5 separate regions of the Mus musculus genome follow, and all the other regions are linked to region 2. Evidence: chromatin loops called from intact Hi-C (ENCODE). Cell type or tissue: left cerebral cortex. All regions are shown on one strand.

Region 1 (5,000 bases), 420 kb before region 2:
CAGATGAAGAGAAAGAAAAAGACAAGAGACAGAGAGACAGAGAGAGATGAGACAGAGAGTTGGCTCCAGCATTCTAGAAGTCTTGTGTCTCCTGATGAGAACATCCCAAGGTACTGTTGCTCCAAGGTCTTCCCTCTTAGTCATGTAATATCCACAATTCTTCCCTTTTGGTGAATGCAAGTATTTGTTTCTATTGGGATCAGACCCCAAAATGAAGTGCTTCAGGTAGGATATGTATTTGGTCACTGTCAGTAGATAACTCTCAGCTACTTTCTCAAACAGTTCTGCCAATTTATCTCCTACCAGCAACGCGTGAGAATTCCTTTTGCTACACATACTGCTTGGTTTATTACCAGGGAGACATCTTTTCCAGATAGCATCACCCAAGCTTCCTGATAAGCTGTGTTTGAAACAGAAAGCCCCTTAGACTTTCAGTTAGATGTGGAGTTACCTCCCATTTCCCCTTCATCCTGATGGGTTCCAAGAATTGTAGGTGGGTATACTAAAAAGACCAGAAAAGCTCTGAAGCAGTGGACTCTCTTCTAGTGTTTGAAAAACCCTGGTGTGGGTGGAAGTTGGCTGTCTTGGTCTGTCTGGAGTGCTGTCACAAAGGAATACAGGCTAGTCTCTTACAAATCTGTAGACTCATGGACCAAGATCAGGGTGTCTGGTCCAAATCTAGGGAGTGAAGCTGTTTTTTTGGACTCTCGGATGCTTTTTTTCCTCATAGAGCCTCCAGAACAGGGAGCTCTCCAGGATCCCTTTTCTAAGTCACTAATGCCACTATGAGAACTCCACCCCTATGACCTCATCACCTCCCCAAAGATCCACCCACTACAGCCATTGTGTCTGGCATTCAGATTTCACATATATATAAACACAGAGGAGACACTAATGTTTAGCATATAATAGTGACTATCTGGGGAATGCTAGAGGTGGGGACCTCCGTGGATGTCAAAGAGAGAGAGAGAGAGGAGCTTAGAGGAGGTCATCCAAACCTTGAGAATGAGAAGAGGAACTGGCTGTCTCATATCTGAAATCTGAAAGGCATGGGACCAGAAAAGTATTCCATAGTTCAGAACAGCTTGGGGGCTGAGAATATTTGTGTATTCCTAAAATGATATTATTCTGGTTAGATTTTTGTCAATGTGACACAAACTAATGTTATTTAGGCAGAGGGAACCTCACTTGAGAAAGAGCCTCTATCAGAGTGGCCTATAGGCAAATACATGAGGCACTGTCTTGGTCGATGATTGATGTAGAAGGGCCCTGGCCAGGGGGGGGTAATATAAGAAAGATAGCTGACCATGGGCCTAGAAAGGAAGTCAGTGAGCAGCATTTCTCCATGTCCTCTGCCTCAGTTTCTACCCCCAGGTTTCTGCCTTGAGTTCCTGCCTTGGTTTCCCTCAGTGATGGATTGAGATAGGGATGTATAAGCCATTTCCTCTCTAAGGTGCTTTTAGTCATGAGGTTTTGTCACAGCGATCTCTACCTTTCTACACAGAGACTGGAGGTAAGTTAATACAATATTTTAAAAATTATTTCGTGTAAGAAGCAAAGTTTAGTGGGATAGACTTTCCACCTGTGACATTATGGTGGCATTCAAGAGCTTCCGGCTTGAGGTCCTTCTTGACTTTCAGCTTAGGGCTGCCCAAGCTGTCTTAGAGGTATAGTTGCTATGCATACCTTGTCTTGGACTGGGTTTGGAGTATCAGAAAGTCGATATAAGCAAGTGGAAGATTCTCACCAAAGCTCTGTGTGGGATTCCCTATGCATAACCAGAGTGCTAAAATGTGCCAGCATAGCCTGGTGTAGGCATGTTAAAAATATATATTAGTCACTTTCTGACTGTGATAATAAAACACTGTGACCAAAGTAACTTATAGAAGGAAGGATTTACTTGGGGCTTACAGTAACAGAGGGATAGGAATCCATCAGCATCGTGCCAGGGATCACGGCAGTAGGCATGGCCCTGGCACAGCAGCTGAGAGCTTACATCCTGAGTCACCAACAGGAAGCAATGAGTTCTTCACTGGAAATGGTGAACAGCCTTTGAAACCTTAAGCCCTCCCCCAGCAACACATCTCCTTCAACAAGAACTGGGGACCCAGTGATATGATGGCGTTGCAGGTTTTAGGTCACTAGGATGTGTTCCTGATTGGGATATGAAACTCTTCCCGATTCTCAGCAATGACTTGAGTCTTCTTTGACATCCACCAAAAGTCCAGGAGCAACAGGCGCTTACCTTCATGAAATGATGCCAGAAGAATATCTTTCTTTCTGTCAGCTGCTCATCAGAGGCGTTTGTCATGGTGTAGGAAGGCAGTGGGACAGAGACTAGCAGGGAGCAGGGCTCCCTGATAAACACATGATCTGTAGTGGTGCTGGCAGCACTTTCTGGTGGGTGTGACAACTGGAAGTGAGCCCTGGTGGACCAGAAAGCTGGACTCCTGAACCCTGAGGTATGGGGTAGGGGTAGGGGTGGGGCAGGGTGGGGATTAAAGCCTCAGAGTTAACAGAGAAAATAGAACACCCCAAGTCAACTCCATAATAAACAAGACAGGGTGTCCCTTTGGATTTGGGGGAATCTCCCCAAGAGCGGGGCCAAGCCTAGTACTGAGCCATGACGATGTGGAATATACGAAGCTGCATAGGCTCCTGGAGATGTCCTTACTGAACCCAAGGACCAGAGTTGCCTGCAAAGCTGTTTGCTGCCCGAGGAAGACAGTGACTCAGCCCCAGATGCTGTGAATCTCATGGGGCATAAGAGACCACTTGCCTCCCACATTCTTGAACCCTCCGCTGGGCTGGTGGCGTCAAGCAGGAGAAATGACAGTGCTGGTGAGGAATGGAATTGCGGGCGGCTGTGCGATGCTATAAATATTTGGTTTGAAACAGCAGAGACATTCAAGATAAAAGTTAAATAGAAATAAAAGCAGTCAGATGTTTATTACATGTTGCCATAAAATTCAAGAGCAGCCTAAAAAGGCAAATCGGGATTTGTTTAACAAATAGGAGAGGAGTACAGAAGAGATTGAGGCTGGCAGTCACTCAGGGGCTCTGCTCTCATTCGCAGGTGATTTGAACTCCTGAGGGGACAGTTTGTCCTGGACATAGACGGTGTCCTTAGGTGGCTGAGGACACAGAGGACTGCCTCAGGTCTTGGGCTTTCAGAAGACATGCAAGTCACCTGACCTCATGATTTATTTGTCTGTTGGAGGGAGACAAAATGTGAAGGAGATCAGGTGAGACCTTCTCCAGGGGTTGGTCTTACAGACTTCATGGACCCCAAGAGCACAGATGTCTTGGGGTACCACATGACAAGAGCTATCCAAGCTAGTACAGCTATAAGATTCATGGTGCTCTTTAAATTTTAATTTGTGTGTGTGTGTGTGTGTGTGTGTGTGTGTGCGCGCCCCCATGTGTGTGCACGTGCATGTCGAAGCCAGAGAAACAGAGCGTTGCTCCTCAGCCATCTGCCTTCTGTTGAGATAGAGAGCCTTCCCTGGCCTGGAACTTGAGTCATGGTTTTACCAACTTTCCTAGGTTGGTTTTGAACTCATTCTGTAGCTCAGGCAGGCCTAGAACCTTAGATCCTCCTGTTTTCACCAGCACTGGGACTACAGGCCTGTGCCACCCAGCTCAACACCAACAACACGTTCTTTTCACCTCACCCTCACCACAGCACCCTACTCATGATTCACAGAAAGAATCACAGCAGGATACATCTGGAAGAGACCCAGGGACGAGTAGCTAACGTTTGCTATAAAGAACCACTTGTGATTCATTCTGTCTGAGTCACAGCTCCTCCGCTTTTGTATCATGAAAGGAACTATACACAACCCTGAATGTGTGGGACTATGTTCTAATAAAATGTTATTTATAAAAAACAAGTCACGGTACAGGTTTAGTCTGTAGGCATTAACTGGCCCGCTTCTAATTCATCATCGTTTTATAGTGAGAGGGACAGAAGACCTGAGAGACAAAGGAACCTTTGAAAGACTCAGCCAATAAGTGGTGGGCCCTGGAGGAACACCATTGGGCTACTGGGAGCTGGTTGAACATAGTGCTTCACATCTGGGGCAGGTGGTCCAACAAGAGACCACCATGCAGCCTCAGTAACAGAGTGCGCCTGGCTTGATATCACACTAAAGGCTACAAGAGAAATGAGTGCGTCTGTCAAATCCCAAACCAAAACTGGAAGCGGATGTTTTCAAATCTAATATAATTTTATGGCATAAGTAGGCAAAATGACATACAGAGGACACCACTAGCTCTTATACTATGAGCAGCACAATGAGAGGGTTTGGGAAGACTCCTATCTGAAGCCAAGTGAATGCAAAGAAATGAAGCAGCCCTGATGTAGGCCCACAGGGAGGTGGGCTCATCTCCTAGAATCTGGTTTCTGATTCTCAGCAGCATTTGGAGACATTGTTTTGAAAGGGGCTACATGTGAAGAGATATAGTGGTTTGTTGAATGGTGGCAGCCAAAAGGAGCCATCCATTTCCCAGAAGCTGTAAGTGTGACCTTGTCTGCTAAAAGGGTCTTTGGAGATGTGATTACAGATCTCAAGAGGAGAGCATCCAGAATATCCAGATAGGTCCAAAAATCCAACAAGAACAATCCAGTGGCTGAGGATAGGGCACAGTGAGTGAAGTGCTTACTGCATATGCTCAAGGATGCAAGTTTCATCCCCAGCACCCACATAAACAAGCAAGCGAGCAAGCAAGCAAGCAAGCAAGCAAACCAGGCGTGGAGGCACACTTCTAATCCAAAAACTGGGAAGGCAGAGGCAGGCCAATTTCCAGGGTTCTTTGACTAGCTAGTCTAGTGCAATTGGTGAGTCCCTGGTACCAATGAGAAACCCTGTCTCAAAAGACAAGGTGGTTATTTTGATGAATACTTAAGGTTGACCTCTGACCTACATATCTCACATATACACATGCATGTGCATGTTCACATTCATACTCCTGCATACACAAGAACATGCATGCACACA
Region 2 (5,000 bases):
GTTCACAGGAGGTATCAGCATGGAGCCCTGGTAGTTTTGATTTCTGAATCAAAGCGGTTAAAGTAGAGGCTCTCAAGTCATAACCAGACCTTGCTTGACTGGGGCTGTGTGCCCCTTTGGGAAGCGACTTCATCCCTTGGATCTCAGGGATGTAAAATGGGTGTCATAATACTGATAAAAGATAAGACACGGGTCGGTTTGTGATTTGGGTGGACTGAGAGAAAGTCCGTAAAATATTTAGCATGTGGCTCATAAGAAGAGTCAAATAAAATTTTCCTGGGTGTGGTTAGGATATGGAAACACTTCCTCTCTGAAGTTCCCATGGAGGAGGGGGACTCTGAGACTCTGAGAGGATGCATGCTTGGCCAGGGATACCAAAGTTTGGCTGTGTAGTCGGAGCTGAACTGACCGTGGCCTGTAACTTTGGGCACAGGCTGGGAAGAACTCCAACAGGAGAAGCTGCAGAAAAGGGTCTTTGGCTAGTGGGGGCTTTGCCAGGCACAGTCTACAAGAGTCCAGACCACCCTACCCTCATTGCAAGCAACCCTGGACACTGCAAGGGCTCCCTGCCATGCTCCCTTGTCCTTCACACACACACACACACACACACACACACACACACACACACACACACACACACACACACGCGCGCGCGCGCGCGCGCGTTCTTTGCTCTCTTCCCAGGCAGCTTCAACTCCCATGCCCAGACCACTCCCTGTGGTTCCAAGTCACACCACATTTATTTGTTTGCCTCGGGCAGCCATGGTCTGTGGAGCCACCAGCCTGCCTGGGTGGTCAGCCAGCCGGCGGCACAAGCTCCACAGCCACTATTGATCTGGGATCTTAAATCATCCCCGGATTTTATGAAAACATTTACGTTTATCATTAAATAACCTTCAAAGGGTCGATGATCTTACTTTCCTTCCTTCCTTCTTTTTTTTTTTTCTTTTTTCTTTCTTTTTTTTTTTTTTTTTTGAAGATTTTCAGCTGTGTAATATAATAATACTCTAATGAGACTCTGGGTTTGTCTCTGGGCAAGTGCATTTAATATTGAAGGAATTGCTAAGAGAGGCCACACGAAGGCGACGTGGGCCTCAGGGTGACGTGCACCCCAGGAGAGGGACACTCGTCAGGACACTTTGCTGTCTGTAGCATGTGGGGGTGTGGACACTGTGCTAAGCAATTTTGAGGTTCACAAACTTAGGATAAAAGAAAAAGTGACTCAGAGATATATGCTATGACTCAAACACAGCTATCTTAGTTGTTTTTATATTTTTTAATATATTGATTTCAAGATATTAAACAAAATAAAGGCACTATTCAGAAGGCAAACATGAGAGGGACTCTAACATCAGCAGCTGTAACACCTGCTAGTCATACCAGCCTCTCAGCCTTCGGGGTGATGAGCCAACTCTGATACCTAAGCCCCTGGGCAAATGGAAGGAATTCCTGAGGCACTAACTGCCAGCCCTGGGCTGGGTAAATCTTGCTAAAGAACAACTTAGACCACAGAGCCAAAGGGCTCCTTCAGAGTAACGGGGAGAGCTCTCAGCCATACCCACCTGCCAGCATGAAGCCCCATCTGCACTTGTGTGTACCCCTTCACCATGGCCATTCATAGGTCCTTGTTTGTCTTGTCTCCTTTGCCTGGCTGTCTAACTTACCATCCCTTCCTGCGATGTATACTGCTGCCATTGACTTTAGAATGGTGTCCCCTCTTGTGCCCGGAGCCCCCAGTGAAGCTGTCACAACACCACACCATCTCCCCCTTACAACCCACCATCTCCTCTTTCTTGTCAAAGGCATGAAACAGGCACTGGAGCATGTCCTACCTGGCAAAGCTTCCAAAATTATGGGTCCCTCCCTTCCCCAGGAACTTGGGAACCTTAGCAGCTCTAAGCATAGAAGTGGCTGGATAAAGAAGGAAGCTGGAGGCTTCCCTGGGGTGAGCAGTCCCCTCTGCCTAATCCTTATTCTTCACTTTAAGGAGCTGGGAACATCCTGGTGGGAGTGAGAAAGAGGCCCTAACAAGGCAGATCTTGGACCTTCTCTTCCCAGTTTCTGGCCTCAGGGAGCTCACAAACTCTTCCTTGCTCTCCTCTCCTCTCTGCTCCTCCCCATGATCCTGGACAGCTTCCTTCTTCCCCTCTTCTTCAAGGCTGCCTCTCTTAATGGGTGACACCACACACACACACACACACACACACACAGCCAAAAAAACAAACAAACAAAAGATTTCATACTAAAATATGGTTTTCCAGTTCCCCTAGAGAAGTCAGAAGGTCTGGCAAGATCTTCCAGGAGGCAGCAGATAGCGCCCCCACCCCGCCCCCAAGCCACCCCTGGAATGCACTATGTGTGCCCATGCAGGCGCTGCCAGCATCATGGTTTTAGCTCAGCTTCACAAGGTCCTGTGTACAAGCCCAGCCTTACCTTGCAGTGAGTGGGTGGGAGGGAGGGGTGAGGGTTTTACATCCTTCTCAGCACCAGATGGACCTCATTCCTGTACACACCCAGGGAAACAAGCAAGTGGGTGGTCGTGGCCTGTTCCCTGGCTTCCTGTTTTCCATTGTGTCTCTGAAAATGAACACATCAGCTCTTCCTTCTAGTTTCTGGTTTGCGGTAGAGTTTAAGTGCCGGAGGGGGGACCAATATGGTAACGAGGCTTGTGCCAAGGGTGTGCACTGCATCCCATTCAAAAGACACAGTGGTCAGAGGGAGGGACAGCTCTAATACAGTGAATAAGGAGGCAGTCTACCAGAAGTTGTTCTCCAAGATTACCTGTGATAATCCACAACTTACACACAGCACTCATCAAAACTAGCACGATTTCTGTAGGGTGTGTGTTGGGGGAACCCTGTAGATGGCACCTCTCTAAAAACTGGGGTCACCTTCTGCCAGCTGCAGTGCCATTCTAGGTCCTGAGGTCAGAGAATGTGTGATAGAGAATTATAGACACCCCATTCCTTAAAGGAATCCATGCCTGCTGGTTACTCACCCCCGGGGCCTTCATCCACGGGAGATGTATGGACATGATATTTTGAAATCTGCATTTTCCTAGCGTGCTCCCTTCCCTGCAACTAGTTCTGGAACAATGGAAAATGGTGTAGAAAAAAGACAGAAACATAAACTTTCAGACTGCTGGCTGCTACTGTGGCACGCCTATGAATGAGTGAGTGAGTGAGTGAATGAATGAATGAATGAATGAATGAATGAATGAATGAATGAATGAATGGTGCCCTCAGAAAGGTAGCTATCTCCCCACCCCACCCCTCTCTCATGGAGTCACAAAAGAAACACAATTCCTTTCTTCTCTTTTCTTCCCCCTAATAAAAGGCTCTTTCTAAAAATCAAAGGTGTCAGACTTTGCTCTCCCTTGCTGGCATGATCCAGAAGATGGCTGAGGAATGACAGATGTCGGCATCCAGCTGCAATGAAGCATGCAAAAGTTTCTCTCTAATCCACTTATTTCTCTGTAGTCACGTAAACCAAAACAAATGGGCAGGGCTTTACATTAGGATGGCAGGGTGGGGGTGGGAGGGACGGGAGGGACCCAAAGCCACAGCACTAGGACTTCCATTGCATAATGCAGCCTCCTCCACGCCATCTTGCTATGATTTTTCCCTCTGCATAAGGAAAAAAAAAATCTCCCTATAGCGTGAAAGGGTCCCTCAACGCAGGGGATCCAGAGAGTCAGCTCCTATGTCCTTTTGTCCCATACAAGATGACATTTCCCAAAGGGGCAGTTGTAAAGGCAGGATAAGGGCGTCATTAGCACAGGGAGGCCGCAGAACAAGCACCCACACGCAGGTACACACAAGCACCCTGTGACACACACATCACACACCAACACCCTGCTAAACTAACAGGATCGGTTTAATCACCAGCACCGTCGTTTTCAACTACTTGAATAAATCCAGGGGAATTATAAACGAAGCCCGTGTGTAATTAAAGTGAGGGTTGTTAGACTCTTCATTTAATAAAACACTTGAAAAGAAAAAGCCCTGGTAGGTCTTTTTCAATGCCAGGGGAAGCCGAAGGGGAGGGGCGCGCGCGCGCGTAGGCGAGAGAGGCCGGCCTCTTTTAGCGTGTAGCTGCGCCCACCTTGTGAACCCATTCCCCTTTCAATCTTGTAAGGAGCTGGGAGGGCGAGGATCGGGTCTGGGGCTCTGTCACCCGCCAGCAGTTGTAACAGCTGCGAAGCGCTCGTTTCAGTGCAGGCGGCAAGGAGAGATGTGACGGATTTCGCCCATGGCAGAATGGCGTTCCGTTTCTGGCCCTTCAGGCAAAAACAGTAAAAGAAAATTCGAGATTTCCCCCCTTAAACTTCCCACAACAACCTCAGCAGAGCCACATGACTCGCCTTCTACAATCTTCCCTGGTGTGCTCACTGCTACTTTGGCAGGAACTCAGAATTACTGTTACATAAATTCCATCTGATGCCAGAGAGACCATCTGTGAGCGGGAGCTGCTTCACCTACGTCTGCCTGCAAAGCCACTCTCCCCGAGACAAGGGAGAAGGGGGGAAAAGAATTTGATTAATTTGCAGAATGCTTGTGATTTGCTCATATATTATTATAACTCCTCATCAGCACATGACAAATCCCCAGCCCTGGGTGCAGGCACCCGTTTGATTCCAGCAGTTTCTTGCGTCGACACCTGACAGACTGCGGAGCTTCTAATGACTTTCAGATGCTTACAAACAGTGATTCTATCTTCAGAATAAAAAAAGGGGGAAAAATTCCATAGGAAGAAAAGAGGAGTGCACTTCTTCCTCTGGCGCAGTTCCTTCCTGGGTACCAACATTGATTTAACTGGGAGGGTGGCTGAAGCTTCTAGAAAGGGGCCCTCCCAGGCCCCACCACGGCTATGACCACACTGCACATAGAAACAAAGACCCCCGGATTCTGGAGGGCAAGTCAGCCGAGGCCACACTCCGGTGATGCCAGACGGTGCCCAGGTGCCGGCCAAGGCTAAGACGGGGTACTCTCTCCCAGCTT
Region 3 (5,000 bases), 410 kb before region 2:
ATGTCACCATAGCCTTGCCTTGCCTTAGGTGTTAGAATGGCGTAGAGTTGACTCAGTGTGTGGGGGTGGTTGTCTTTCTGGGTATTAGTTACTTCCTCCACACATTGACCAAATACCTGCTCTGAGCAGTTTATGGGAAGAAGGATTTCTCTGGGCTCATGACTAGGGGTTACAGTGCACCATATCATGGTGGGGATGGCAGGCTGACTCCGTCAGGAGCAGTGTGAACTCATTCCATCTCAAAGGATCAGAACTAGGAGATAGATTGATAGGTGATAGATAAATGATAGAATAGAGGATAGATACATAGATACATAGGTGATAGATAAGTGGTAAATGATAGATAGATAGATAGATAGATAGATAGATAGTAGATAAGAATAAGGAGGAGAATGAGAAAGAGGAGGAGGTGAAGAGGAAGAAGACAAAGAGATGCACAGGCAGGCTACAGGGCACTTATGTGGCTCACCACCAGTATTCCCCTTTCCATCCAAGCTCCTCTTGGATCCCACTACCTCCCAGTGCACCACCATTAGTTGGGGTCCAAGTGTTCAAAACCATGAAACTATGGGGAACATTTCACATCTGAACCATGACAGTAAGTTGAGTGAAAGGGTCTTGTCATTTTACATAAGGCAGTGTGTAAATAACTACAGACTTTGATATATGAGGGAATCATAGAACAAGTCCCTGCGCCGTGGAAGGACTGTGCGTGTAAAGGTGGTACCTTCGCCCGGTGTGCACAATCTGCAAGTGGCTGACATGAGAAATGAACTTAAAACCCTAGATTCTGAGCTTGTCTGTGTTGATCCCCACCATACACAAGTGTACACGGAGCTAGAGTTTAAAGAGAGTTCTAGCTCTAATTTACTTGATTTTATTCTCCTGTTTCCAGCTTTCTATCCTTTATCAGCTAGATAATTCTCAAGACATCAACTCGTTCTTGCACGTGCCTCTTTGGAATGACATCAGAGCACTTCTGCTCTTTTTCCTCTTCGCCTTTCAGGATGTTTGGATGGGTTAGAGGTATCTTTTACTGGAAGATCACTCTATCTAAATTATCTGCTGTCTTCCACTGTCTACCCAGACAGAGGTAACCTTTGCTCTCAGAACTTCCATAACCCTTGATTAATAGTTCCCTTTTAGTGATTTCCATTTGTTCCTGAAAGTCACACGTGGAGAGCAAATCCTGTCTTTTGGCTTGTATAAGTGAATTATGTCAACTTTCAGATTCATCAGGGCTACTGGTAACACATGAGGAGGGTTGTTGAAGATTAATGTAATTAATTAATTAATTAAAGTAATATAATATAATTATGTTCTCATTGAGGAAAATGAAACGGACAGTAGATTCTACGGAGAACTGGTCTACCATGTAAAATTGGTGAGGGGACTGGTATATCTGGTTCCACACGAGGCATAGGTGTTTCTGCGATTTTATAAAAAGTTACCCCATAACCTGTCTCTTAAGTGGAATATTTTTCACCAAGGACTTCTCATCTTGTTTTTTAATTATAGATTCATATTTTTACCCTTATCTGTTTGTGCGCTTACATGAGTTTATATGCACTGTATACACGTAGGACTCTACAAAGGCCAAAAGAGGGCAAAGACTATTTTTGGAATTACAGGTGGTTGTGAGCTGCCATGTGGGTCCTCTGCAATGATGCTCTAAACTGTTGAGTGGCCACTTCAGGGACAGTCTACTTTCGTTCTTTTTAAAATTTTCAATCATTTTTTAAACTTTTAAAAATAAGTGCACATCTGTTTTGCCTGTATGTTTATGCACCCAGTCTGTGCTTTGGTGCTCACAGAGGCTGGACGATTACCTTCAGTCCCCTGGAACTGGAGTTATAGGTGATTATGGGTGCTGGGAATTGAATCTGGAATCTGTTGATGAGCAGTCAGAGGTCTTAACTACTAAGCCATCTCTCCAGCCTGCGCCCCACTCCCGCCCCCGGCCCATGCCTAAGTTCTGTTATCTTAAAATCATCAGTTTACTTTAAACACTTCGTTTGTCAGCCTACAGAGTATAGAGGTGCACACTTGCACTCCCGGCATCAGTGCACATAAAATTAGTTGTTTTTAAGATGTGGAAATGTTTAGATTAGGTTTTGCACATGAATCAACCCTGCTCCTGATGTTAAAACCGATGTAGATGTTACTCTCAAACAAATAGCTGAACAGCCAGACTTCGTGAGCGACAGTCCACTAGTACATTTATTCTATTTAAATGGCTTGCAACATATGACTGAGTTAAATGCAGTGAAATTGCGGGGCTATTGTTTGGTTTATGAGGCATTGTTTTATAAAATAAAGCAAGAGTACTTCTGCTCAGGGTAAACCCTGCACAGCCGAGTGGTGGGCGTGGCTAATTGTGAATTTATTTTATTCTTCTCTTCTCGGTTTTGATCACTGGGAGGTGGGGTTCCTTGACTTGTTTTCACCACAGAATGGAAACGGCTGTGCTGATGTACGGCTGAGTGGCAATGGTCAGAATCATTTGAAAAGCTGGCTTCTATTAATTCATTGATTGATTGTGCGTGAGATGGAACCCAGGGCCTTGTGTATTCTACAGTGTTCATTCTACCACTCAGCCATATCCCCGGCCCTCTCCCTCACTTTAAAAAGAAAACTGAATTAAGGTGTCCCCAAGTAGTCCAGGCTGGCCTTGCAGTATACCTCCCTCAGCCTCAGCAGTAGCTGGGATGAGAGACTCACGTTATCATTACCTGTGTGCCGGGACCCAGTGGCCTCTTTCATGAAGTATCTGGTGGAGTGTCTTCCTTCTTATCGCTATGACAGAGCCTCTGCTGGCTTTTAGGTCTCATCCATGGGACGAGCATGAATGAATGCCAGAGACATGTCACAGGTACCAGCACATGGGAACAGCTATAACTGAAGCCCGAATTAATCCAGTACCTTTCCCTCAAGGGTTTCTAGATATTCTTTCATGTCCTACTCCCAGCCCCCATGATTTCTGGGGGATCAGTCATGGCCTCCCCAGGATGATGGAATTTGTACTCTTTAAAAAGCTTCCTTTCAGTCCTTCTCCTCATTTTAGAGTAAGACCCAGTTTAGCATAGACTAGCCTACTCCAGGGCTGGCCTGATTTCTATTCTTTGTCAAGAGAACATGATGCACTTCTTATAGATGATATAGTCCTTAGTGACAGAGGGAGAAAAATGTTAAAACTAGGGATGTGAGTTAAATAAAAAAGAAATGGATAGAGAGGACGAGGTAGATGATAGATAAATGAGGATTCTGTCTTACAACCATATCCTTGAACTAAAAGGAAGAAAAGCATCCGGGGGCCTTAAGAATGCTTAATTGGCATTTACTCGCTGTTACTTTAAAATATGCTCGCTTTGGCCTTGACACTGCTTCTTGCAATGCAACTCAGAAACATGGGGGTTGTATTTTAAAGTGAAGGTTTGAAAAATTAACTGTTTCCCCCTTTGCCCTTTTAACTCCCAGATGGAAAATCCCACCCTGATTAACCAATTGACTCACTCCGAAGAAAAACAGACTTGACTTGTAGTTTTCTCACCCCTGATCCACCTTGTACAGGAGAGAAGCCTGTTGGGGGGTCTCGTGTCAGGTGTGGGAGGATATTGTGTCAGGTGTGGGGAGGGTCTGTCCTTCAGCTTATCTGGCCACGTGAGTGGGGTACTTTGTCCTGCTGAAGCCAGAGTCCCTTGGAATGCTCAGGAAAGTGTGCTAGCTGTCTGCTAACAGCTGTCCTTTGAATCCTGGTTGATCCCTTCCTTCCCTGAAGAGTTGCAGCTTCTGCCTGGAAGACGCATTCTGGTGGCAGCAGACACAGGCATGCAGGTGGCCGGCAGTGTGTTCAGACCAGTGTGTTTAGACCGGAGTGGAACACTCCAACGCACACCAGCAGGCACAGAACGTTGAGCTGGTAAAGACAGGATGCCCCATGGCTGAAAAAAAACAAAACTTTTCATCTATTTTTCTAGTTGACTTTCATATTGACAACTTGTTTAAGAGTCTAGGTACCCCCGTATCTTCAGGTAATACAGTGTTCCAATGGTACTGCAAACTTTGCATAATTATATACTGTGCTTTCCCAAGGTTATGCATTTATGAGAAAGCTTAGTGAATAAGTTAGGTCCAGTAAGAGGTTAACAAGAATAACACAATAAAATAAACTGATCATAACAATAGACCATGATTAACATTCTGAGAATATAGTTTTTCTTTTTCTACTCCTTTTTCTTCCACAGTGTAGGTAGTGTATATACTGTGGATACTGTGGATAAGGAATGACTCACATTCCCCGGGGTGGGGGTGGGGTGGGGAGGAAAGGCATGGTAGAGTGCAGAATTTCATCAAACCATTCAGAATGGATACTTTTAAAGTGTACAAAATGTAGCAACCGAATGTGTTTGGGATGCTTTAGTAACAGTCTAGGCAGCACTTGAACATGAGATGCTCTGAGTCTCCTGGGGTCTTGAGGATCGTGGGAGACAAGATGGAGTAGCAGCCTTGATAAGTGATGGCTCAGCCCTCGGAGGGTCAGCAGAGGCGATTCTCCCATCAGTCTCATCTGTGGGTGAACTTGCCCCAAGGCCTTTGGTGGCCCCTCTCTTGGCCAAATTCCAGGAAGTTCTGCTGTGTGCCGTGAGATGCTCTCTCCCTTCCTCTCCTCTGGATTTGTGTGAGTCAGAAGGCCTCCTGGACACCAGTCCCGATCCTTCTAGAATAAAGGAGACCCTGGAACGCTCCCTTTCTCTAAAGCAGTGGTTCTCAACCTTCCTAACGCTTCCACCCTTTAATACAGGTCCTCATGTTGTTGTGGTGACCCGACCTTAAAATTATTCCCTTGCTACATTGTAACTGTAACTTTACTACTGTTATGAATCCTAGTGTAACTGTCTGATATGCAGGAGATCTGGTATGTGGCCCCTGTAGGAGTCACTACCCAAGGGTTGAGAACCACTGCTCTAGACTATTATGTTTCCCCATACTCTTTCACCCTT
Region 4 (5,000 bases), 470 kb before region 2:
TGCCCGTTTAAGATTCTTTTCTCGGCTAACCAGCCAGCTTCCAGCATCTGTAATGAAGTGGTCAATTTTCACTTGATAAAGCAGCCTAAAGAAACCTAAACAGGCAAATCCACCTGTAATGGCTGGGCTAAGCCTCACCGAAGAGTTGTATTGAAGTCTTGGTTCTCAGTGTGTGGTGCTCTGGGAAAAACAGAGACTTGAGTGGTGGGGCCTAACGGGAGGAAGTTAGGCCTCGGAGTTGTGAGCTTGAAGGAGATGAAGGAAGGATGCTATAATCTTTCGCTTGTTTCTTTTGTTTCTGATTCTGTAGGCCAGGCTACCTCACGGTTCCCCTCATCCCAAGCTGTTGTATTCTAGGTGTGTGTTGCTGTGTCAGGTTCTCCTTTCTCTTTTGACTCTGGCCACCGTGAAGTGATGCTCTCCTTGCTGTAATCATGAGCTCCTTCCCCACCACAAGCCCACAAGCAAGTGTCTCAACTGCCCAACCTCTGCTAAGAGTCAAAGTAACACTCTCTCCTTTGTAAGCTATGGCACCAGGCACTTGTTACAGTATGGGGCACTGTGCCGGTCTTCTATTGTAAAAGTTCCCTGGCCCGAGCCAGGAATGTTAATGCACCTTTATTATCCTAGCTAATTGGAAACCTGAGACAGCAAGATCACATGTTCAAAGCCAGTCTGGGCAACTTATGGAAGCTGTCTCAAAATTAAATGTGTAATTTCAAAAAGGGCTGTAGACGTAGCAGGTCCATGGCTGAACACTCACCTTGCGTGGCCAAGGCCCAGGGTTCACTAGCTAGGGATAGTTCGTGTGCGTCTCCACTCTTCTCCCCCTTGTTCTGTTGCTCCTATGGCTCTTTAAGTCTGCCAACATGACACAAGTTCTGCCAGGTGCTCTCTGCTTCTGACTGCAATCAGCGTGGTGCTCTGGACATTCGTCTCATCCAGTGCTTCTCGACCTCCCTAATGCTGCGGCCCTTTAATACAGTCCCTCATGTTGTGGTGACCCCAACCATAAAATTATGCCATTGCTACTCCATAGCTGTAATTGTGCTACTGTTATTAATTGTAATGTAAATTCTGATATGCAGAATGCCTGATACGTGACCTCTGTGGAGATGCAGAACCTCAGGTTGAGAATGGCTGCCTGGTTCCTCAGTGCTTCCCTGAGTCCCAGCTCTCCCTCCACAGACCGCAGGTCAGTCTCCCCACCCCTTCCTCTCTCTTCCCTCCTTCCTTATTCCCCTCCCTTCCCGCTGTCGTAGACTCCATAAAGAGATTTTAATGGCAAACCCAGGAGGATCTATTCTCCTCACTCAAGGGCACAAATGACCTGATGGAGTGATATTATTGTGGCTTAGGGCACACAGGGCCCCCCCATGCAGATGGTCCATCTATTCTACCCCTCGCATGTCAAGGGGAGGGGCTAAATGCCAGGAAGAGTAGGTAGGATTCTTCCTTGTGACCCTCCAAACCACACCAACCCTTGTGCTGAACTGTTTTTTATTGGTTTGATTGGTTTGGTTTTTAAGGAAAGGTCTCACTCTGAACTCTGGCTGTGATCAGTGGTAAGGTGTACAGAATTACACTCCTGCCCCAGTGTGAACCTCCCCACAGGGGGGTGGCCAGATTGATAGCAGATCCAGGTGCTGGGAGAATGGCTTGACCACAGTTATCACCAAAGCTACAGGAAGTCCATCAAGGCGTTCAGCTCCTGCTTTCCAGTATCTCTCACATCAGAGAGAGCGAAGGAACATCTGTGGCAGGCCAACATGATGTTTAGCAACATTTTTGGGGGGACAGAATTTGCATTAGTGGGAAGACAGGTTGGTGCTGCTCTGTGTTTTCACTTGGTAACAGCAATCCCAAGGCGATTAGCAATTCTGAGCTGTGTTGCGCTGTGTGGAGACCCAGCACAGGCAGCTGTTATGGCTTGCTTCAGAGACAGGGCTTGGAAATTTCTGGAAACTAAATCGCTATGAAAAGCTTGGATGTTTTTCAGCCCATGTTTAGACGTGAGGAAATGTGCACCAGAGGAAAGAGAAATGTCACCGTGCTACTGTGTTGGCCCTTCACCAGCACTGACTGAATGTGTGTGATGAGGCAGGCTGAGAAGAGTGGGCATGCGGCCTGCCCTTGCTGTCTAGAACAGGGTATTATCCACGCATCTGTCTGTTGATCTGTCTGTTGATGTGTCCATGAATCCATTCATCCAGGCATCCACCTGTCCATCTGCCTGTCCACTTGTCTGTCTACCCATCCACCCACCAACCCATGCATCTATGCATGCATCCACATGCCCATGTGCCTATTCATCCACCCATTTATTTGTCCATGCACTCATCCACCCATAAAGCTATTGGTGCATCCATCCATATGTTCATAAGTCCATGTATTCATGTATGAATATATCCATGCATCATCTATCCATTCATCCACCCATCCACCCATCCATCCACCCACCCATCCATCCATCCATCCACCCACCCATCCATCCATCCATCCATCCATCCATCCATCCATCCATCCACCCACCCACCCACCCATCTATCCATCCATCCATCCATCCATCCATCCATCCATCCATCCATCCATCCATCAACTCATCTACTCACCTATCTATCCATTTCACCAATTTAGTAATCCTTAAGTGGCCAGTACTCTGCCAGACAGTGCCAAACCTTGATACATCAACCATCAGAGGTCAACTCATCTAAAGGCATTCACAGGGTGATAGGGAAGACAAACAAACTTGGAACACATATCACAGGGAACAGGTGCTTTGCCACACTATGTGTTTTGGCAGCCAGTTATGCATTCGATCCACATGTGGCTCTCCCAAATCTCAAACAGCCTCCACTGCTCCATCTTGTAGAGCTAGTGTAAAGGCCTTTAGAATGCGGAATAACCATATAGGGGGCTCAAGAGATGATAGCCATATTCACACTATCATCACCATCATCAGCAGCAGCAGCAGCAGCAGCCACAGCAGCATCACCAAGCTAGGTTTACTCTTTTCCCTTTCACATGGATTCTCCTGTTAGGAAGCTGGTATTATAAGGAAACTGAGGCACGAATAGGGTTTAATTCTAGCCCTTTTAGGTTCCGAGATCTACACTACCATCTACCATCTACACTGGACTCAGTGTGCACTACATAGCCCAGGCCATTTCTACATTCACCACCCTCCCACATAGCCTCCCGAATGCTAAAACTATGGAAGAATGCCACCACGCACAACTTACATAGGCAGAAACTTCAGTAGGTTAAAGAAAAAAAATAAATGCAAGTGTTAGCCCCCAAAGTTATATTTGTTCCCCAACACCCAGAACCTGTGAATACTGCCTTACATGGCAGTCAGAACAAGTTTTACACTGCAGGGGAAATCCAATTCAAGGATTTTTGAGAGCAGTTTATCTTGGATTATCTGCGTGAGCCCCAAATGTTATCAGACACATCCTTGTAAGGGAGAGACTAAGGGCAAGTAACCCCCCAAAATGTAGCGTTGATGGCCCCGTGGAAATGGAGCAGGCAGCGGCGTGGCAGAGCATGCCAGTTCATTTTGTATTGCTGTAATACAACACGTGAGGTTGGATAACACCAGGCTCTGGAGATCCAAGGTCAAATGTGTAGTGATGAAATCTTTGCTGATAGATTCCAAAAGTAGAAGAGAGCATCACACTGCAAAAGATAGGGAGTGCACAAACATACCCAGGATCTTTAGATTATCTGCCGGTAAAGTTTCCAGTACTTAATTACAGAGCACCACCCAAATGTCTTTCTCACTCCTAATTCTTACACAAAGGAACCTCCTCGGAACACCCCTGAGTCAGCCTGAGTCTCCAGCCACTTAGCCCTTCACAGTGGGGAGGCTTGGCTCGGCTGCAGATCATGTGCTCTCTGCACTGGACCACATTTTGACATCACAGAGTATACTGATCTTGTTGGTCCTTGAATCCCAGTGAGCTGATGTCCCTGGCTCCTGGACACACTCAAGAATGGTCTCTTCCTTTTGCTAGTTGTCAAGGCCCTCCCACCTCTGGAGAGGGCCTGCCCGTATCCCAGGCATCTATACTGAATCCACACTTTGTGCCTCACCATGTTGAAATATGAAGATACTTGCACAGTTAGGGGGCGGGGTAAGTGAGGGTGACTCTCAGCCTTCTTGGTTTATATAAAAGTCTGTTCCACACTGGGGAACTGGCCCAGAATGACGAGTCCAGCCCTCCCCAGTGTGAAATGCTTTGTACATTTGGTACTGTGACTCTTCCAGAACTGTAAAGTAGAAGACACTAGAAGTACACAGGGCCTTGAGGAAAGATGTGCCTCGTGGAGAAGAGACAGCTTTAGTTTCCAACTGGGACTGAAGGTTTTCCTAGTCTCCAGGGCCAGGTCCTTTAGATGGGGATCCTGATGCCTTGACCTCAAGGCACCTTGGAAAAGAAATGGCCTGAAAGTGTCTCTGGAAGTCTAGCCCAACAGCACCAGTAATTGAGTCAGTTGGTGCCTGTCAGGCACCAAAACTGCAGATTTGATCTGGCCAGTGCTGCCAGTCCTGGTCAGGGTGACTGGAAGCTGGCTCTGGGATGCTTTGGGGGATGTCTGCACCAATGAAGCAAACAACCTCTGAGCATGGTGAGCTGTGCCAGCCACCAGACCAACATAGCTCCAGACTGGAGGGAGAGCATCGTGCAGGTTCCAGGAACTGTATATACCATACCTTGCTGGGGGTCTCTTCGATTGCTCCTTTTTGCTTCTATATTTGCATCTCAAAAGAAGGTGCTGAAAGCTGCCCACAGGGATGAAGGGTCCTATGTCTTTCAATTGATCCTGGAGAGGGGCAAGCTTGAGTGCATATCTCAACTGTCACATCTCTATGTGAGTGTAGCTTCTCGCCTCCCCAAGACTCAGTTTCCCAAGCTGCAAGATGTGCATCCTAAACTCTTCCCAGCAGCCCATGGTGGGTGGTGGGTGGCTTATGCTTGGTCTTTGCAGTCTCTAAG
Region 5 (5,000 bases), 310 kb before region 2:
AAAGGGCAGATTAAGTACTTAACAATGGTCATAACGGCTAATAAAGAGTGAGAAAATTCAAACCCAGGCAGTCTGAAACCTCAGAGTGCACATCTATCTCAGAATGGCAACAGCCTAAGGCTTCCAGTAATGTTTGGCTTTAGTGGCCTAGGAGACCAGGATCCCTCCTAAGTCAATCTCCTAATGCTCCTATAAGATGAATGGATCCAAGCTGAGCTTCCAGCATCTCCTGCTGGAACTTCAAGTTCCATGCTCTTGTAGACCCCTCTCTTGTGTTTTCTGGCACTTTCTCTGACATTGGGGAAGCCCTCATGATGATGTGAACTTGAGGCTCCTATCTCAACAGCACTCAACCACTCTATGGGATTTTTGTTATTCTGTTAAAGACCATAGACTTTGTTCAACATGAAGGTGCCATTGGAGCCTTAAATTAGGTCATTTCTTCTGGCAAAGCAGAGGGCAGTGTCCTAAAGTGTGTGGGGGTCTCCTTTGTTCTCTGAATAAGATGACATTGGTTCAAATTTGCATAATCCCTGCTTCTGCCCACTAGCCCATTGCCAACTGAGGCCACAGCTGTTAGGTGTTAGCATGCCACCTGTACCATGAAGCATTTTCTTCCAGAGTCTTAACAATGCCCAGCATTGCCAGTTCTCATTCAGGACCTCCCAATGTCTCCATAACCCTTCAGGAACCTGCCTCTGCCTGGCCTCTCAGAAGACACTGGAAGTGTGGCCTCTCAGATCCTCAGCATCTGCTTTTTGCTCTTCACGTGCACCCACAAGAAGAGAGACATCAGTCTGGAACTTCTTGAAGTTCCTCCCAGCAGAGAGGGAACAGAATAGCAGGGAAGGATGCGTACTTGACAGGGTTCCTCCTAGCCACTGCAGTGCAGATCCAGTTCACTGATATCCTATTCACAACAGCCAGACGAATGGATGGGGAGAATGTAGAAAGCATGGGCAACACAAAGAAGAACAAAATTCTATCATTTGAGGGAAAACAGATGAAACTGGAGATTAACCATCATGTTAGGTCATGCTAAGCCAGAAATATTTTGTTTTCCCGTGTGTGTGTGTGTGTGTGTGTGTGTGTATGTGATGAATGTATGTGATATGTGTAAGTGCATGTGTGTGATGTATATAAGTATATGATATGTGTAAGTGTATGGTGTGTATGTCATATGTGTAAGTGTGTGTTTAAGGCACGAGTGTATGTGATATGTGTAAGTATGTGTGTGACGTGTATAAGTGTGTGTGATGTATATAAGTGTGTGGCATGTGTAAGTGTGTGTGTGGCATGTGATATATGTAAGTGTGTGTGTGTGTGTGTGGCATGAGTGTATGTGATATATAAGTGTGTGCCATGTGTTTCATACATGTAAGTGTGTGTGTGTATGTGTGTGTGTGTGTGTGTGTGCATGACATGAAAGTAGGAAGTAGAAGGGAGATGCTTTAGGAAAAGGAAAGGGAATCGTAAGACACAGCTGAAGGGACATGAGAATGGGGTAAACACAGTCAACGTGCATGAAGCACTTAAGAGGAAAATTTCTGATGAGACCCATCACTTCATACGTGAACATATGTTAACAAAACCTTCAGAAACAAAGCCAGTACTGTAGTGAATGTTTTTATAATTCTTCCCTTTGGTATAGAAGCTTCCTCTCAACCTTGGGTCTCTAAGATGCCCACTCGGCAGATGCTGTACCCACCCAGTGAACTGACAAATGACTGCAGCTGTGGCCATGGTTGAGTGCAGTGAAAGACAGGCAACATGGCAGAGTCTACCACAGACACGGCACAATACATACCATGATACATATATCACATATGTTGCATGGTGTATATCACATATAACACACACACGCAATGACTTTTTTATTAGTTCTTTAGGGATTTGGTACCATGTGTCCTGAATATATTCATCCCCTCCCCCAGTTCCTCCCCTCCCCCTCCCCCTTCCCTACTCACCCAATTTTGTGTGCCCCCTTCCCCTTGAGCCCCTCAAACCCAATTTGTGTTACTCATGTACTTTTGGGTGGGTGGAGAATCCCTGGAGCATGGTCTAGCTACCTTAAAGAAACTTCCTTTCTCAGAAGCTATCAGCAGCCAACAGCTGCAGTGGCCTGTCTCAGTGTAACCAACCCGGAGATGAGAAAAGGTGGAGAGCTGCTTCTTGGATTCTTTAAATTCCTCTCTCCTCTTTTAAGGAAAGAAAAAGGGAAAAAGCTTACATAATTCTGTTGTCTTTGTCCCCAAGCAACAAAAAGGCAGATGACACCCTCTGCCTGAAGTGTGACTTGGGACCCACCTGGTGTCCCCCGTGGTAAGGAGGCTTCATGACCTTGCTGGATTGGTACTTCCTGGCAATCTCCCAGCCCTGGAACTCTCTACAACCCTAAATAACCCCACGCCTGCACCATCTGACACGGAGAGCATTTCCCAGATGAATTACCCATGCACAGATAATCAAATAAATCTTTGTCTTGCTACCTGCAGTCAGGATGCCCTGCAAAGTTACACAGGTCACAGCACAGATCAAATTAAGGCCCAGAAGCATGGGCGGCAGGGACAGCTCAGGCCCGGGTCTCTACTACCACAAGCACAAGAACAGCCTATTCTTCCAGCCATCCTGTGGCTTTGAGGGACATGTTATTGATTGGCAATTCCACTACCCAGGTGAGTGCCAAGGCAAAGCATCCAGGTGGAGCGGGGGTGGAGAAACCAGGAGATGAGCCAGCTTCCCCTGCGACATGAAAAATTTTACTTACCCCAAACCTGCTCCCTAGCTAAGGGCAGAATTGAATCGAGTACTGCCCAGAGTCTACTCCACCCCCTAAGATAGCAGGGGCTGCCTCTCTCCTGACAGAGAGTACGATCACAAATCCAGAGCCAGATGGCTGCTTTATGTTTCTTTTTTTTCTTTCTTTCTTCTTCTTCTTTTTTTCCCCTGCAATACTAAAGCCACCATAAAAAAGCAAAGTTGAACAGACAAAGCTAATAATATAATCATTCAAAACACCTACAAACAGCGCAGATGGGCAATTTCTGTCTGCGGAGCCACCAGCGAAAGACGCCTCCCCATATGGGCAGTTCCAGAAGTCGCTTTGCCCAGCTCTGTCCCTTACCTTAAGAAAACCTGCACACAACATATGCACGCTTTTTATAGTCAAGCTAGAGACCGATGGCTGATTATTTATGTCCTTCTGCCAGGCTTAGAGCCTCACACTCTGCAAGGGATCTGTCTACCTCAGCTCCCCAGGTGCAGAAAGACCCAGGGGAAAGCCAAGGACCAGGGTGGTATCTGGACTCAGGAGTCTGAGCACAAGCAATGGCTATTATCTGAGAATGGCTCCACCCCCATCCCATCACCTCCCTGCATCCTTGAAATAAACAACCTCCCAAAGCCAACAACCCTGTCTATTGAAAGCACAAAAAAACTGAAGAGAGAGAGAGAGAGAGAGAGAGAGAGAGAGAGAGAGAGAGAGAGAGAGAGAGAGAGAGAGAGAGAGAGAGAGAGAGCTTCTTGCTCCACATTTCCCAGCCACCTGCAATGCTACTCAATTCCAAAGAAGAAAGAGGGGCTGGGGGCCTTCTGCAGCAGGCGAGCCTTAGATAAGGCTCTACAAGGTCAGCCTTGGGAATCCAGCCAGTCCCTCACATCCACCCCTGTTACAAAAAGAGAGACACAGTCTGGGAGAGGAAATTTCCCAAAAGCCAGATGCCTGGCTGACCTCCCAATATGCACCTGTGCATCATGAGCTTGGGACTTTCTCAGGGTCCTGCCCAGCATTGGTTGTTTCTGGGCCTCGTGGGGCGTGGTTCCCTGCGTGTGAGTGTAGATGGATGGATGGGTGAATGAAGGCTGAAGGGAAATCTTAGCTGCCCATCAGGGAACATCAGTTAAATGATGTCTTCTTCCAGGCCATCGGGGCTACATGGCCCTCTGTGTAATCACCATGGAATGTAAAGATGGGTCAGACCGAGAGTGTCCCACCCACCAGGAGAAACATATTTGAGTAGCATATGACAGAGTAGCACTCAAGGAGAAGAAGGCCAGAGCCCAGTTGAAAACAGAGAAGGCTTCCCAGAGAGGGGCTTTGCAGATTTGTGTTGCTACGTGTATGTGGGCTGATCTCCTTCTCTTCATTGTCACCTCTGTCAGGAAGTCCATGATATTACCTCCCTCAGATGCCATCATCTTTCCTGAGCCCACTTTTTGTACTGCAAGCAGGCAGAACCAGAGCACCCCTTATTTAGTATTAACCGGTAACTTCCCATGGTCCTTGACCATGCTATCAAATCCTTTTTATGAAGGAGAGGTTAAGACGTTTGGGGGCAGTAACCACATGAGCACATGCTAGGAATGTTTATAAGAAGAGCATTCATGAGCTCACACAGAAGTCTGGAATAAAGAAATGCTTATACGCGGCTAGTTTGTTGATTTAACAGTACTGTCAAAGATAGAGCTTTCAGTTCCTAGCGCTGGCCACATCAGAGCTCCTCCCCCTTCCCACCTCACTGCCTCCCCCCCTTCTTTAAACCTAGAAAATGCTTCTGGGTTTCTCTCTGCCCAGTCCTGCCCTGTTATAAGCAGACTTTCCTCGAATATGTTTGGTTAGCAGGTTGTCCCTTGACTTTTATCCAAAGGTGCCCAGCAAGGAGGATAGACGTCCATTGTTCAGGCTAAAAGAAAAGGAATCTCCCGGGATTAGGCTGGAATCCAAGTCTTTCACAGTCCTAATACCATGTTTAGTGGGGGGTGGGGGGGTGGGGGGGAAAATCAAGATTCTGAAGATCTCCTGGTAGGTGCCATAATGTCCCTCCACGGGCTCCAGCATCTGTCAGGTATCCACTGCCTACCTCTCTGTGATCCACAGTCAGCCTGCCCTGCCACTGACCCGCAGGTTAACGTGAAGGTGAGCGTCTATAGCAGTGACTTTTGTTTAGCTGCGACCAAAATCCTTAAGAGAGGTTAAAGGAGGAGCACTTTATCTCAGCTCA

The links. A loop is a pair of places that touch in the nucleus more often than their neighbours do. Peaks named below come from ENCODE experiments on the same cell type or tissue, not always from the same donor. Only the 100,000 strongest peaks of a DNase experiment are listed, where the experiment ranks them.
Region 1: a loop joins it to region 2, with 8 times the contacts of the local background. A loop is called at or near these places in 4 of 42 quality-filtered maps.
Region 3: a loop joins it to region 2, with 5 times the contacts of the local background. A loop is called at or near these places in 4 of 42 quality-filtered maps.
Region 4: a loop joins it to region 2, with 8 times the contacts of the local background. A loop is called at or near these places in 3 of 42 quality-filtered maps.
Region 5: it touches region 2 in a loop (2.5-fold over the local background); 3 of 42 quality-filtered maps call a loop at or near these places.

What each region holds. Positions count from the first base shown.
Region 1 is chr7:36,911,651-36,916,650 of GRCm38, forward strand. It overlaps Gm36656 (a long non-coding RNA gene), which reads left to right and starts at 2,512. Exons shown (of 3, transcript XR_391270.2): 1 at 2,512-2,841; 2 at 3,077-3,245. In left cerebral cortex, a CTCF peak has its summit at 2,887; DNase peaks (open chromatin) are centred at 562, 1,861, 2,817 and 3,731; H3K27ac peaks cover 756 bases.
Region 2 is chr7:37,332,918-37,337,917 of GRCm38, forward strand. It overlaps a transcript of Zfp536 not described here. Among named protein-coding and RNA genes, the nearest start is that of Gm30483, 7.4 kb to the left of the region's middle. In left cerebral cortex, no CTCF peak of the experiment used is centred here; DNase peaks (open chromatin) are centred at 2,568, 3,811 and 4,418; H3K4me3 peaks cover 940 bases; H3K27ac peaks cover 2,474 bases.
Region 3 is chr7:36,923,338-36,928,337 of GRCm38, forward strand. No RefSeq gene overlaps it. Among named protein-coding and RNA genes, the nearest start is that of Gm36567, 4.7 kb to the left of the region's middle. In left cerebral cortex, no CTCF peak of the experiment used is centred here; DNase peaks (open chromatin) are centred at 3,068 and 3,827.
Region 4 is chr7:36,860,692-36,865,691 of GRCm38, forward strand. No RefSeq gene overlaps it. Among named protein-coding and RNA genes, the nearest start is that of Gm36656, 51 kb to the right of the region's middle. In left cerebral cortex, no CTCF peak of the experiment used is centred here; DNase peaks (open chromatin) are centred at 2,001, 3,247 and 4,191; H3K27ac peaks cover 1,681 bases.
Region 5 is chr7:37,021,601-37,026,600 of GRCm38, forward strand. No RefSeq gene overlaps it. Among named protein-coding and RNA genes, the nearest start is that of Gm36830, 69 kb to the right of the region's middle. In left cerebral cortex, no CTCF peak of the experiment used is centred here; DNase peaks (open chromatin) are centred at 2,881 and 3,063.